2 separate regions of the Homo sapiens genome follow, and region 2 is linked to region 1. A link is an interaction called in ENCODE POLR2A ChIA-PET data of the cell type or tissue named here. Cell type or tissue: GM12878. All regions are shown on one strand. Links, peaks and the distances in the headings refer to the core of each region. The heading gives the core; the rest is flanking DNA.

Region 1 (7,521 bases), core at 1,236-5,235:
GGAAAGAATACCATGCAAGCTGATAGACGACTGTTCCGCAGGAAGGTGGAACCAAGGTGGTCCCTGCTTGTCCATGCATGGGGCACCATCTCTTGGTGTTTCTAGAGTAATGAATAAATGTTCTTGTATTCCAGTGAGTTTCCTAGTGGATAGTTCACTGACCTGTTTATTTGCAGGCCTAGATTCTTCTGTGTAAAAATGGAGACTTCATTTTGCCCTTGGCTTGAACTGGTGCTCAATACCCACAAGTCCTACATGATTCTGTCTACAAACTCGGTGGCGGTTGTTGGTGTAGTCCACCAAGTGTTTTTAGTACTCCACCTGGAACATGGAAAGATTATACTTCCTCCCCCCTTGAAGTTGGGTGTGGCCACATCATTTGCATTGGTGAGCGAAGGTGAATGGAACTGAGGTGTGTCACTGCCAGACAGGAGCTAGTGCAAGATTCATTCATCTTGCTCATTCTGGCAAAGCAACCAGCAACAATGGAGGCAGGGAAGCTCCATCAGCTTGAGTGACTCTGAGTGATATCTTGACATCACTCTGAGTGACTCTGACAAGCACAGCCTCCTTGTGGACTCCTAACGGACATGCAGCATGAGAAATAAATCTTTGTTCCTTTAAGCCACTATAATATTGGGATTATCTGTTACTGATACATAATCTAGTCAATGCTAACTGACACAAACTCCTGCTCCCTCCAAGAATGGTACCACCCCATACCTCAGTAATTAATAATCCACTGTTTTCCTCTAATTCATCACTATTTCATGCATTTTAGGTTTGTGCCTACAACTGAACTGTTTGAAACCAAGCCTCACATGTTATGCTTCCATATCCTTCACAATAGTAGAGTGTAATGGCTAAGTGCACTGGGTTTAGAGTCTAGCAGAACTGGGTCCAAACCCAGACCTATTCAGTGTGACCTTGGCCAAGTGATTTAACCTAGAGGAGCCTCGGTTTCCTTATTCCTAAAATGGGGATAACAAGGCAGCCATCCTAGGATTGCCAGGAGCTTGGGATTTATTAGATCCCTGGGACTTAGCAAGAAGCCTGACGCAAAGTACGAGCCTAATGGTTTAACTTCAACAGTGCTGAACACACATGAGGTGCTGACTTGCTGTGTGATTGGTGCCTCCTTTTGATGAGCAGAGTCTTCCAACTTTGGGCCCACAACCATAGCAACTTATAAGTCCCCCCTTAGAACTAATAAGCCCTCAGATATTTGGAGACAGCTCTCATGAGTACCATTCAGACATATTCTTGTAAAATAACATCATCAATCAAAACCACAATGAGATACCACTTCATATCTACTAGGATGGCCACAATGAAAAAGACAGACAATAACAGGTGTTGGCGAGGATATGGAGAAAGTTGAACCCTCATACGCTGCTGGGAGAATGTAAAATCATGAAGAAGTTTTGACAAACAGTCTGGCAGTTCCTTCAGCAGTTAAGCTTAGAGTTATCATATGATATAGTTTGGATGTTTGTTCCTTGCAAATCTCATGTTGAAATTTGATCCTGGTGTTGGAGGTGGGGCCTGGTGGGAGGCGTTTGGGTCATGGGGGCGGATCCCTCATGAATTGCTTGGTACCCTCCCCATGGTAATGGGCAAGTTCTCACTCTATTAGTTAAGGCAAGATCTGTTTGCTAAAAAACAGCCTGGCACCTCCTCGTCTCTCCTGCTCACTGTCTCACCATGTGACATACCTGCTCCCCCTCCACCTTCTGCCATGAGTAAAAGCTTCCTGAGGCCTCACCAGAAGCTGAGCAGATGCCAGTGCTATGCTTGTATAGACTGCAGAACTGTGGGCCAAATAAACCTCTTTTCTTTATAAATTACCCAGCCTCAGGTATTTCTTTATAGCAATGCAAAACAGATTAACATACCATATAGTATAGCCCAGCACTTCCACTCCTAAGTATGTACCCAAGAGAAATGAAAACGTTTCCACACAAAAACTCACATATGAAAGTTCATGGAAGAATTATCCGTAATAGCCAAACAGAAAAAAAAACAACTCAAATGTCCATCAACTGATGAATGGTTAAACAAAATGTGATACATCCATGCAATGGAATATTATTTGGCCATAAAAAGAATAACACAAGCTAGAATACGGATGAATCTTGAAAACATTATGCTAAGTGAAAGAAGCCGGAAACAAATGTTCCCATGTTGCATGACTCCATTTATATGAAACGTCCAGAATAGGCAGGTCCACAGAGACAGAAGGTTGTTTGCTGGGGGCTAGTGCTGTGGGATCAGGAATTAGGGAGTAATGGCTAAAGGGTGTGGGGTTTCTTTATGGGGTAATGAAAATGTTCTGGAATTCATGGTGATAGTTACAGAACTCCATGGATATACTTTTAAAAACCCCTCTGATTCGTACATTTTTAAAAGATGGTTTTATGGTATGTGAATTATATCTCAATTAAAAAATATATATCCTCTTCCACAAAAGCACAGGTGGGTACCTGTCCGCATGGAAAACTTTTCTTAGGGCAGGACATTAAGACATTCATGCAGCATGTGTCTTTAGAAACTTACAACAAAAGGTGGCAATGAGTTCTGCCCTCACCTGTGAAAGGTAAACATCCTTTCTCCAGAAGAGCCTGCTAGCCAGGAAGGGCAGCTTGGAGCCTCTCACAAAAAGTCTGCAAGGAGCAGCCCAGTCCTGACTTCTCTGGGCACCTGGGAGTTGGATTCAGCATTCTGTGCAAACACACACACTTGGCCAGAAAGTCCTGAAGCCAGTTTCTTGTATGGACAACAGAGGAAGGTGCGAGGAGTGCTGGAAGTGAGGGGCCTGAAGGAGGACACAGCCAAATAAGATGAGACTTAGCTACACTGAGGTTGTCCCTGTAAGTCAATGGTGACCACTCTAAGGATAAGCCAGTAAGTCAGTGGCCAGCTTTCCCACTCTGCATATTTCTCTTACATTCCAGGTGACATCACCTGGGGTAGCAGACAACACCAGTTGCCAGTAGTTCTCAAAGAATGGTCCCTGGTCACTGGCATCACTGGGAAACCGGTGAGGGAGGAAACTGAGAGGAGGAGCAAAATCTCAGTTTGAACAAGCCCTCCAGGCAACTCCAGTGCACGCAAAGTTTGAAAACCACTGGCCTGAGGTGGGCAGATCACTTGAGGTCAGGAGTTTGAGACCAGCCTGGCCAAAATGGTGAAACCCCATCTCTACTAAAAATACCAAATAGCTGAGCATGATGGCCGTAATCCCAGCTACTCATGGGCTGAGGCAGGAGAATCGCTTGAACACAGGAGGCGGAGGTTGCAGTGAGCTGAGATCATGCCACTGCACCCCAGCCCAGGTGACAGAGCTAGGCTCCATGGCAAATAAAGAAAAAAAGAAAAACCACTGGCTTACACTCTGGCCGTGGTCACCTCTCTTCCTCATTATCAGAACCCTGGCTTTGCTTGGGAAAGTGGGAATCAGGACCACATGCTCAGGACAGAAGAGAGACAGACAGGGACTCAGGGCCACTGAGAGCACAGAGCTGCTGCACCTGCCCTGACCCACACACCTCTAGTCTAGGCTTGTGCGGTTGGGAAACTTAAACCCCTAATTTGCTGAAGCTGCTATTTTCAGATTCCTGCTATTTACAACTGAATCCATTCTCTACCAGTGAACCTGGGGACAGGAAGTTCTGAAAACACCAGGTTTGTCCTGGTTGGAGAAGTGTGGGATTTTTCTCTTGCAGGAACCAAGCACATGGGCTGTCGTACACGCGAGGGGCCAGGGTTCAGAGCTAGATTTCTGGTTTCAGTTTCTCTGCAGGGCTGGGGCAGGCCAGCTGGGCCAGGCCATGGGTGAAGTGGGCGGGCTCTGACCAGAGTGCCAGGGGTGCCATCCCGGGTGCCCACGCCCTGCCCCCCTGCTTCAGCCTTAGCTGCTTTCTCCCAGGACCTGGCAGTTGACAACTCTCCCATGACAAAAAGTCTGCGCCTGGGTGGCTCCAGGGTCAGTTCAGTGACTCAATAACATGAAGCACGCTGGCTTTTTATTTTTATTTTTGTATTTTTTTGAGACGGAGTTTCGCTCTTGTTGCCCAGGCTGTAGTGCAATGGCGCAATCTTGGCTCATGCAAACTCCACCTCCTGGATTCAAGCAATTCTCCTGCCTCAGCCTCTCGAGTAGCTAGGATTACAGGCATGCACCACTATGCCCAGCTAATTTTGTATTTTTAGTAGAGACAAGGTTTCACCATGTTGGTCAGGCTGGTCTTGGACTCCTGACCTCAGGTGATGTGCTTGCCTTGGCCTCCGAAAGTGCTGGGATTACCGGCGTGAGCCACCACACCCAGCCCCTAGCTTTTTATTTTAATTCATTAATTAATTCAATAAAGATTTGTTGAATACCTATTAGATGCCAGGTGCTGCTCTAGGTGTTGGGGAATGGACCAGGGTGCTGCTCTCTGGAAGTTCACATTTGTGCATGTGTGAGAGTGATTGCGGGTCAGCATGTGAGTGAGAGAGTGTGTGTGCATGTATCAGGGAGCGTGAGTGCATATGAGTGTGAGAGTTTGTGTGTGAGTGCATGTGCGTATGAGGAAGTGTAAGAGTTTGTGTGTGAGAATAAACAAGTCCTTAAAGTGTAAAGTGCTAATATGCACTCTGAAAAACAATAAGGCAGGAAAAGGGAATAGAACGATTAAGAAAGGGGTGCATTAGAAAGAGAGTGGTCAGAGGATGCCTCTCCAAGGTGGTGACATTTACACAGGGAGCTGAAGCAAGTGGGTGAACAGGCCAGGTGTGGGCTGAGATCACTCCAGGCTGAGAGCATCCCAGGTGAAGCAGAACAGCTAGCGCAGAGGCCATGAGGCTGGAGCGTGCTGGAAACATTCAAGGATCAACAAGGAAGCCAGAGGTTGGCTTGGAGGGAGGGAGGGGGAGAGTAAAAGGATGAGATCAAAGAGGCAGTGGGGAGTCAGATCACATGGGGCTTTATGGATGTGGAATTTTATTCGTGGAGAGGGAGGGAGTCATCAGTGGGTTTTGAGGAGAGGAGCAATGAGTTCTGACTTCCAAACAGAGTCATCCTCACTACTGTGCACAGAACAGCCTGAGGGACGCCCACCATCCTCTGCTCCGCCATCCTCAGTGTTTTCACTTTACCTTTAGACTTCTGTCCTCCAGGTCACAGGATGGTTGCCATGGCTCCAAATGTGACACGTACACCTCACTCACGTCCAGGCTGCTGAGATCCGCAGATAAAACCAGATCACACCACAGATTTATGTTACTGTGAATTCACTGACCCCAGCCTCACTCCGCTCTCAACATTGCCTAGAAAACCTCCTCTATTTCCCCGGCAAGATTGTGCCCTTTCTCCACAGCAGCTATTTCCAATTATCATCATTTTCTTCAAACCTACAATACCACTACTCTCCCCTCAGTAGATGGTCAAGCTCTTATTTCGCAGAAAAAACAGAAACCATTAGGTGGAAATCCCCTCAGCTGCCACCAAACCTATCAGGAGGATCTTGTCGGCATCTGCCTCATCGCTCCTGCTTCCTCCGTGAGAGGCAGCCCTCGCAGGTGTAGAGGCAGTCCCATACCACCCCCTCCAGCACATTCTCAGGGATGCATCCTATTGCTCACCTCCTCTTTCCCTCCTGTGTTTTCAACATCTCCCTTCTCTACTGGCTTCTTCCCATCTTTTCCCCAGTCTTAAAAAGAAATAAACAAACAAATGCTAAGTTAGAGACACCAAGCACAAAAGGTCACACACTGTAGGATTCCATTTATTTTTTATTTTCAATATTTATTTTTTTGAATTTTAGTAGAGATGAGGTCTCGCTTGAACTGAGGTTAAGTGATCCTCCCGCCTCAACCTCCCTGCGTGCTGGGACTACAGGTGTGACCCACCACACCCAGCCAGGATTCCATTTATATGAAATATTCAGTACAGGTAAATCCATAAAGACAGCAGATTAGTGGTTGCCTGGGGCTGAGGGGAGGGGGATGGGGAGTGACTGCTTATTGTGTATGGAATCTTTTTTGCAGATGATGAAATGTTTTGGAACCAGAGAGAAGCGATGGCTGCACAACACTGTGAATGTACTCAATGCCACTGTACGCTTTAAAATGGCTAATTTTGACTGGGCGCGGTAGCTGGCACCTGCAATCCCAGCACTTTGGGAGGCCGAGGCGGGCTGATCACTTGAGGTCAGGAGTCTGAGACCAGCCTGGCCAACATGGCAAAACTCCATCTTTACTATACATACAAAAATTACCCGAGTGTGGTGGCAGGCGCCTGTAATCCCAGCTACTCAGGAGGCTGAGGCAGAAGAATCGCTTAAACCTGGGAGGCAGAGGTTGCAGTGAGCAGGGATCAAGTGGGGGCTGCACTCCAGCCTGGGTGACAGAGTAAGACTCTGTCAAATAACATAACAAACATAACATAACATAACATAACATAAAATATTTAATTTTATGTTATGCAAATTTCACCTCAATAATAATAAGAAACAGACTCACAATGTCATATTGTCTTCAGACACCTCAAACCTAATATGCTTAAAATTCAGCTCACCAACTGGCTCCTCACTCCCTATTTCAGTCAGTGGTGTCAGGTCCACAATGTGTGGCCATACAGGTTGTAGCCTGCACAGAGGCCTCTAGCCAGGAGGAGTGTGGGAGACAGAATCCAGCCTATGCCACTCATAGGATGTCACCTTGGCAATAGCTACTCCTGCTCAGCAGGCCCTGTTTCTAACTCTCACAAAGGTACCTTAAGGGCTGGAAGTGGACTGGAAATAGAATTGCATGGCCCACCATTGTCGTGCGAGGCAGACACCTGAGCCTCATTCTTGACTTTTCTTTGAGCACACAGAACCATCACCCACACCATCCAGTCAGTTACTAAGTCTTGTCAATTCTTCTTTCTGTCCTCCTCCCTCCAATGCCACCAACCTGACTGGGCCACCATTATCTCTCACCTGCAAAGGTGGAGAACGCAGATTTCCCATCCCTGTGCTTCTAGAGCTAACACGGCCAACTCACCTGGGGTGAGAGGTGTCCATGTTCCTCCATTAGGTGGAGCTCAGCAATGGAAAGACCATGATAAGTGCCGGGGACTCAGCCTCTTCTTCCCCTCCTCATCCTGGCCAGAGGAAGGCAGTGATTCTCCAGAGAAGACCCAGATGGATGCCTGGGTGGCTGCCCAAGGCCTAGACTGGAGGGAACCATTGGGCAGGGAGTGACTGGAAACCCATTTGGCCCTCACAACAAAGGCACATTTGCTAACTGCTTATTCAGGAATAAAGGTGAGGTTTGACTTCCACGAGGAGGCCATCTGTGTCTATTTCTCAAACTGCTTTCACAGTGAGAATGAAAACAAATAATAATAATAATAACAATAATAATAAAGGGAGCCTGGATTACTAGTCTAGACTTTTCAAAAGGTTTTCTTTTCCATGTTCTACATAATAGCCAAAGTGATCCTTCTGACATGCAAATCCAATCATTCTGTTTCCCCTGAACAAAACCATATCC
Region 2 (7,521 bases), core at 1,513-5,512, 230 kb before region 1:
ATAAAAAGTTTAATTTTCTGAAATGATAAATTGTAAAATGGCACTTTGTTCCCCTAAAAGAATACAGTCAAATATTAAAAATATATACCATAATCACAGGGGATATTTATTTCTCTTGTTGCATCTATTCCCCTTCTTTCACAACCTCACCATTCTTTTCTTTGAGAACCACCTCTCCCTTTTTTCTCAGTCTGGATGACTTAATTCTCGGCACCAGGGATGGGCACATGGCCTAGGCCTGGCCAGTCAGTGCATTTCATCCCCTTTGCCACAGTGGTTGGTTCACAGGTGCATACATATCCCAAGACAGGCCAATGAGATTCCACACCAAGATTTCCACACAAAATATTGGGAAGTGCCTTCTTTCTTTCTGGGATGCTAAAATGGTAAGACTATGGATTCTTGCTGTCTTTACTACCACATGGGAACAATGCATGTAAGAATGAAGACACTACAGGGGAAACCAATGAAGAAAAGTGGGAAAACAACATATTCCTGATATTATTTGAGCGGCAGCAAGTTCAGGGATGGGGAAGGTTGGTCTCACCAGCCTATCCCTGCTATGTGGCCTTACTGTGATGCAGGGCACCCAGCTCCCTTAACACCTTATTTCTAGTCTTCCTGCCAATGCTAGGAGCACCGGATACCATTTTTGTTTTTGTTTTTTTAAATAGACCACAATCAGTTTCTGTTTTTGTTTGTTTGTTTGTTTGTTTGTTTTTTGAGACGGAGTCTCGCTCCTCTTTTGCCCAGGCCGAAGTGCAGTGGCGCTATCTCGGCTCATGCAAGCTCCGCCTCCCGGATTCACGCCATTCTCCTGCCTCAGCCTCCCGAGTAGCTGGGACTACAGGCACCCGCCACCGTGCCCGGCTAATTTTTTTTGTATTTTTAGTAGAGACGGGGTTGCACCGTGTTAGCCAGATGGACTCGATCTCCTGACCTCGTGATCCGCCCGCCTTGGCCTCCGAAAGTGCTGGGATTACAAGCGTGAGCCACCGCGCCCGGCCCAGTTTCTGTTTTTACAACCAAGAACCCTGGCTACTCCAATGAGTGAACACTTTTATAATTTTAGGGTGGAGAAAGCCTGCCTAGAAAGATACATCTGACTACATAACAATCAGACGTTGGGGGACAAACTGGCAACATCATAAAATATTGTAATGTACGTTCTGCTAGACTCAGCAAGCCCATACCTACAAATGTACCCCATGGAGAAAAATGAAAAAAATGTGAGAAAATGTTAGGTTTAAATGATGTTCCCAGCAGCACAATGCCTACAAGAGTACAATGAAAAACAAGACAGATGCCTGGAAATACTGGTTTGTTGAATAAATTATTATACATTCACATTGGAATACTATGCTGCCATTTAAAAAGACAGTCTATACTGACATGGAAAGATCCCCATGACTCAAAGTAACAGAAAGCAAAACAGCATCTATAGTATGATTTTATTTATATAAAGTTATCTATCTCTCTCTCTATATATATATACCCTGGGGGAGGGTGGGGTCTAGAAGCTCATTCATTAAAATGATGCCAGTTGATTCTGGGTGGAGGGCTTGCGGGAGGGGGGTTATGCCTTTATGGTTTGAATCTCTTGCACAAACGTATCTTTATAATCACACAAAATCATAATGCAAACCACACACATGCACATACATAAAATCAGTATAATTTCCAAAGGAATTAAATTTACTCTGGAGTCGGTTAAGACATAAGAGAATTTTAATCTTTTCATATGGCAATGTAAGCCTAAAAATTTATAAAATTGACCTAATAGGAATAACTCCCCTCTCTTTTCATTCTAGAGATATAAGACCTAAGGGAAAGGCCTAGGCTAGACCAGCAACCAACTGAAGCATCCTGAGGAAATAATTTGTTTTATCTTCGGAATAAATGAACGATGCTCTTCGGAACCTTCCCCATCCCTGAACTTGCTACCGCTCAAATAATGGTATCTTGTAAATAATGCTCTTCTGAATTTGCACAAAAAGCAAAGGTATATGAGGAACTATGAGGGAACAAATGAAGGCCATAAAGACTTGTTCAGATGGTTGTTGTGTCAATTTTGACCAGTCAGAAAAACTACTTGAGAAAGCATCCAAAACGCAAGGGAATTATTTTGTCCAAAACCACCCAGTATCTCTTCTTTGCTACAAACTCAAACATACCCACTGCTTATCCCCAAATCCTCAGACATAGAATCAATTTGAAGAGTAGTAAGTAAAATACTTGGCATGTATTATCAAAGGCAAGATTGATAACAAGAAGAGGTAATGTAACACAACCTGTCAGTCTACTACACTAAATAGTACAACCAGCACATCTCAAAGTCTTGTTTCAATGGCCCATAATATTCTGAAGTATTTAAATTCTCAAGAATTCTACCTTTGAAACAGAAACCTCTCTACAGGGTAGCATAACTAGTACAATAAACCCAAGTTAATTTTGTAAATTTGCCCTACTTCTTTAAAAATTAAGATATATGAGAATTCAAGGATGTTAAACTCTAACTCAGAATTTATGTATTCAAGTACAGGCAGTCTAGCCTGGTGGTTAAGGCCCTGGCAGTGGCTGATATGAATACAAATCTTGGCGCTGCTGTATACTAGCTATGAAGTCTTTGGCAAGTGACTTAACCTCTCTATGCCTCAGTTTCTTCATCTATAAAAAAGGGGTAACAACAAGACCTGCTTCACAGAGGTGTAATAATTAAATAAGTTAATATATGTAAAACCCTTAGAATCTTTTCTGGCAAAAAAAATGCTCAATAAATATTAGCTACTGTATGATTATGAGGCATAAATTATTCTAATACTCTAATGCTATGGGATAGCCATAGAACTAACCAAACTAAATTTAACTTTTAAGACATCTATTATTCAACTCATCATGGTTCTGACTTTTTAAAAAAGTAGTGAATAATGAACTTTAATTCTTCAAGGCACTATTAAGCTCAGTGGTAACTAAATGTTATTCCTAAGTTTACACAGTACCATAGTCTCAAAGCACTAAGAAGCTTAATTTAATTATTTTCTGAACCAAAACTGTAGTAATTCTTTTTCAAATAGACAATTTCTAAATGTGAACATGTTTATCGTGGCTGCCAGCTTCATTCTGAAAAAGAAATCTTTACAAACATGACAGGTATACTTCAAAGAAGTGGTAATGGGAAGCTTATGCCAGTTATTACTAAAAATTTGAATGGGACTATTGCAAAATCCAAACATGAAAAGCTTCGTACTCAAAACTGACCTATCTTAGATGTATTGTTTTCCCCCCACACTATCAAAATGAAGCTTCTTTTTTCCCCCCACTTCACCATTACATTTTCACCATTTTTTTTTTTTTTTTTTTAGACCACGTCTCACTCTGTTGCCCAGGCTGGAATGCAGTGGTGTGATCTCAGCTCACTGCAACCTCCGTCTCCCAGGTTCAAATGATTCTCATGCCTCAGCCTTCCAAGCAGCTGGGACTACAGGTGCACACCACCACACCTGGCTAATTTTTGTATTTTTAGTAGAGACGGGGTTTTACCATGTTGGCCAGGCTGGTCTGGAACTGCTGACCTCAAGTGATCCACCTGCCTCGGCCTCCCAAAGTGCTGGGATTACAGGCATAAGCCACCGCACCTGGCCACCATCCTTTAACTTTAATGATGATTAACACATCATTAGACTTCATTTAATTGTCCCTTTTCAATAGGGATGCTCTTTTGAAATAAATGTCTCTCTCTCTCTCTCTTTGCAAAAAATCATGAGACCTAAAATCTGGTGAATTTATCATATCACATCACCAAAAGAGTCTGCCTTTAACACACAGAGCACCACAGGTTTTGGTAGAAACAATCTAAAAAGCTTTAATTAACTAAGAATCTACTACATCCCAATGTATTTACAATTTATCTTAGTCCAAAGACCATGATTTTGTGTCTTGATTGGTGTATTTGTTTTTTTCTGAGTTTTGAAAGAGACCCCCCACTTTGGGCAGGCTCAATTTTTTTAAAGTCATAAATAAGCCTCCCCGCCCACAGCTTTTTGCAGTAAAACATCTGAGCTTTGTCAGCAGCTCTTTCATCTGGCCCTTGATTTGAAAGGCAAGATAATATACTGGGCCACAGCCTAAGCTCCAGTAAAAGCCTGACCTTGTGATATAAGTTGTAGCCTAACATCAAATCACACTTATGCATCAGCATACACCATTACTACAACAATAATAATTTCTGACAGTATTGAGTGTTTTACCTGTATTAACTTACTTGGTCCTCACAACAAACAGATGAGGTAGCTACTATTTTCATGCTGACTTGATAGATGAAAAATTGGAGGAAAAGTGAGATTAAGTAACATAACCAAAGTTACACATATTGTGAGTGATGTTGACATGATTGAAACCCAGGTGGTCTGAGCCAGGGCCCATCCTCTTAATGACTATGTTATACTCTCTCAATTTTGGGCAAGTGAGAAATAAAAAATGCAGTGATGCGAGCTGCATCATCATGCATTTAATTTACTCAAATTCAATTATATGTGCTCAATTAAAAATGAAAACTGATTGTCAACTGATCATAGGATATTTAAAAAGAAAAAGAAAACTGAAAATTACAACTTAGTGTACACAATTCCTCATTTTATTCATCACATACCTACAAGCAGAGAGACGGGGAACTAATTCTTTTGTACCCTCAGTTAATTTCCGTACTTAAATATCCCTCATTAATGACCCAAGTACTTCTTCTTAATGAGAGTATTTAATTAAACTGAGCATGGCTTTGGTGTAAAGAGTCACATTTTTTCATATAACATTAGCTGTATACAAGTCAACTATTTCACCTGGTGCTCAAGTGAAGAATATTCTGCTGCTTCCAGGGAGAGCTGGCTCCCTGTGGAGATGGAAAGGCAGTCCCCACTTGCACCTTCCTAAGAGATTTATAAGAACAATTTTGACCAATGCCATTTTTGCCTTACATGCTAACTTCAAAATCTGTCTCAGGCCTTAGAAGCAACTCCACTACATGCATCAGCACTGTATGTGTTACATCATTAACAGTCGGTAATAGGGGCCACATAATTACAGAATGCAATTCATACTCTTCCAGGCCATCACTGTGGCCTTGCAGACTCTTCTTATATTCCTAAGAGCATCTCTTCAGTGCTTCCCCACTCTCCACAAGTCTCAGAAAGTTCCACAGCTCAAAAAGATCCAACTCGTAGCAGTTAACAATATTACCTCATAACATCGGGGCCATGCAGCATCAATTCTCTCCATGTACTTTACATTGACCACAAAACCCTGTATCCTTATCCAGCCCTTCCTGCTATAAATTGGAATCTAGTCTCATCACTTTACTGAAACTGCTCCCTCAAAAGCCACTGATGTCCTGCTTGCCAGATCCAATCACTCCTTGGTCTTCATCGGGGACTCTCTCTCTCTCTCTCTCTCTCTCTCCACCCCCCCCGCTCTTTCTGGCAGGGATTCTCAACCCTGGCTACGAATTACAAGTTTGTAGTACAAAAAAATCAACTCAAGATGGATTAAAGACCTATATGTAACACCTGAAACTATAAAAGCCCTGGAAGATAACTTGGGATATACCATTTTGGACATAGGAACTGGCAAAGAATTCATGATGAAAATGCCAAAAGCAATTGCAATGAAAGCAAAAGTCAATAAATGGGACCTAATTAAACTAAAGAACTCCTGCACAGCAAAATAAACTATCAACAGAGTAGAAGCAACCTACAGAATGGGAGATAATATTTGCAAATGATACATCTGACAAAGGTCTGATACCCAGAATCTACAAGGAACTTAAGGGAACGTACAAGCAAAAAAAAAACCCATTAAAAAGTGGGCAAATAACATGAACAGACACTTTTCAAAAGACATACATGTTCCAACAAGCATATGAAAAAATGCTCAATATCACTAGTCATTAGAGAAATGCAAATCAAAACCACGATGAGATATCATCTCACACCAGTCAGAATGGCTATTATAAAAAAGTAAAAACAAACGAAAAAGCAGATGCTGGTGAGGTTACAGAGAAAGGGGAATGCTTATACACTGCTGGTGGGAGTGTAAATTAGTTCAGTCATTGTGGAAAGCAGTGTGGAGATTCCTCAAAGAACTAAAAACAGAACTACCATTTGACCCAGCAATCCCACTAATGGGTATATACCCAAAGGAATATAAATCATTTTACCATAAAGACACATGCATGCGTATGCTCACTGCAGCACTATCCACAATATCAAAGAAATGAAATCAAACTAAATGCCCATGCACAGTAGACTGGATAAAGAAAATGTGCTATATATACATGATGGAATACCATGCAGCCATAAAAAAGAAATACCATGCAGTCATTAAAAAAAATGGCCTCCAGTTCCATGGAGGTCATTATCCTTAGCAAACGAACACAGGAACAGAAAACCAAATACTGCATGTTCTCACTTATAAGTGGGAACTAAATAATGAGAAGACATGGACAGAAATAGGAGAACAAGAGACACTGGGGCCTACTTGAGGGAGCAGGTTTGGAGGAGAAGAGGTTCAGAAAAAAATAAAAACCTATTGGGTACTATGCTTAGTACTGGAGTGATGAAATAACATGTATACTAAGCCCCCAAGTCACAAGTTTACCTATATTACAAACCTGCACATGTACCCCTGAACCTAAAATAAAAGTTAAAATATTTTTTAAAAAGAAGTTTGCAGTACAAAGAAAAATAGTGATGCCAGGGCCCCACCCACAGATTCCAATTTAATTGGTCTTGGATTGGCAGAGGCATGGGTATTTGCTTAAAGATCCCCAAGTGATTCCAACATGAGCCAAGGTCAAGAATCACTACTTTACAAAAGTGACCCCACTCATTAACTCACCCCTTCTACTTGAACCTTTCTCTCCTCCCAACATCCTCCCTTAAGTAGGCCCCAGTGTCTCCTGTTCTCCTCTTTCTGTTCATGTCTTCTCATTATTTAGCTCCCACTTATAAGTGAGAACATGCAGTATTTGGTTTTCTGTTCCTGTGTTAGTTTGCTAAGGATAATGACCTTATCTTGGTTGCCATGATATCATATTTGCCGGGTATTTCTATTTCTCCTGCTGTTCCCCTTCAGCTTTCTCCTACTGTTGCTCCTTATCTGGAGTTTCTTTCTCTGATTCCCTTTGCCCTGCCAATTGTTCATTTTCTATTCAACCATTAACTTAAATTTTCTAACAGTCCCAAATCTCCATATCTAATCTTAAACTCAAGCCTCAGCTCCAAACCCTCACCTCACATAGATGTTATCTCTCTGGAATTCAAATTCCATATGTCCAAAATTATCGTACTGTGTTAATTGCCTCTCTCTCCCTTTTCCACAGTAGCTATTTCAAACTTTCTGCATTTTCCTCAGACTCCTCATTCTCCTCATTCTGCTGCTTTGTTTGCAGCAGAAAACTCTGCTCCTACTTCACAGAGAAAATAGAAGCCATTAGCCTCTCTTAACTTGATCCCAACCCAATGCAGTCAC

What was found. Peaks named below come from ENCODE experiments on the same cell type or tissue, not always from the same donor. Only the 100,000 strongest peaks of a DNase experiment are listed, where the experiment ranks them.
Region 2: POLR2A ChIA-PET joins it to region 1 with 7 read pairs; 1 of 35 experiments calls an interaction of 5 or more read pairs at or near these places.

Annotation. Positions count from the first base shown.
Region 1 is chr2:64,934,273-64,941,793 of GRCh38, forward strand. No RefSeq gene overlaps it. Among named protein-coding and RNA genes, the nearest start is that of LINC02245, 5.6 kb to the left of the region's middle. RefSeq lists an enhancer at 3,869-4,424. In GM12878, for the core only: no CTCF peak of the experiment used is centred there; DNase peaks (open chromatin) are centred at 3,679 and 4,553; H3K4me3 peaks cover 3,406 bases; H3K27ac peaks cover 2,782 bases.
Region 2 is chr2:64,701,113-64,708,633 of GRCh38, forward strand. No RefSeq gene overlaps it. Among named protein-coding and RNA genes, the nearest start is that of SERTAD2, 51 kb to the left of the region's middle. In GM12878, for the core only: no CTCF peak of the experiment used is centred there; no DNase peak of the experiment used is centred there; H3K4me3 peaks cover 241 bases; H3K27ac peaks cover 1,027 bases.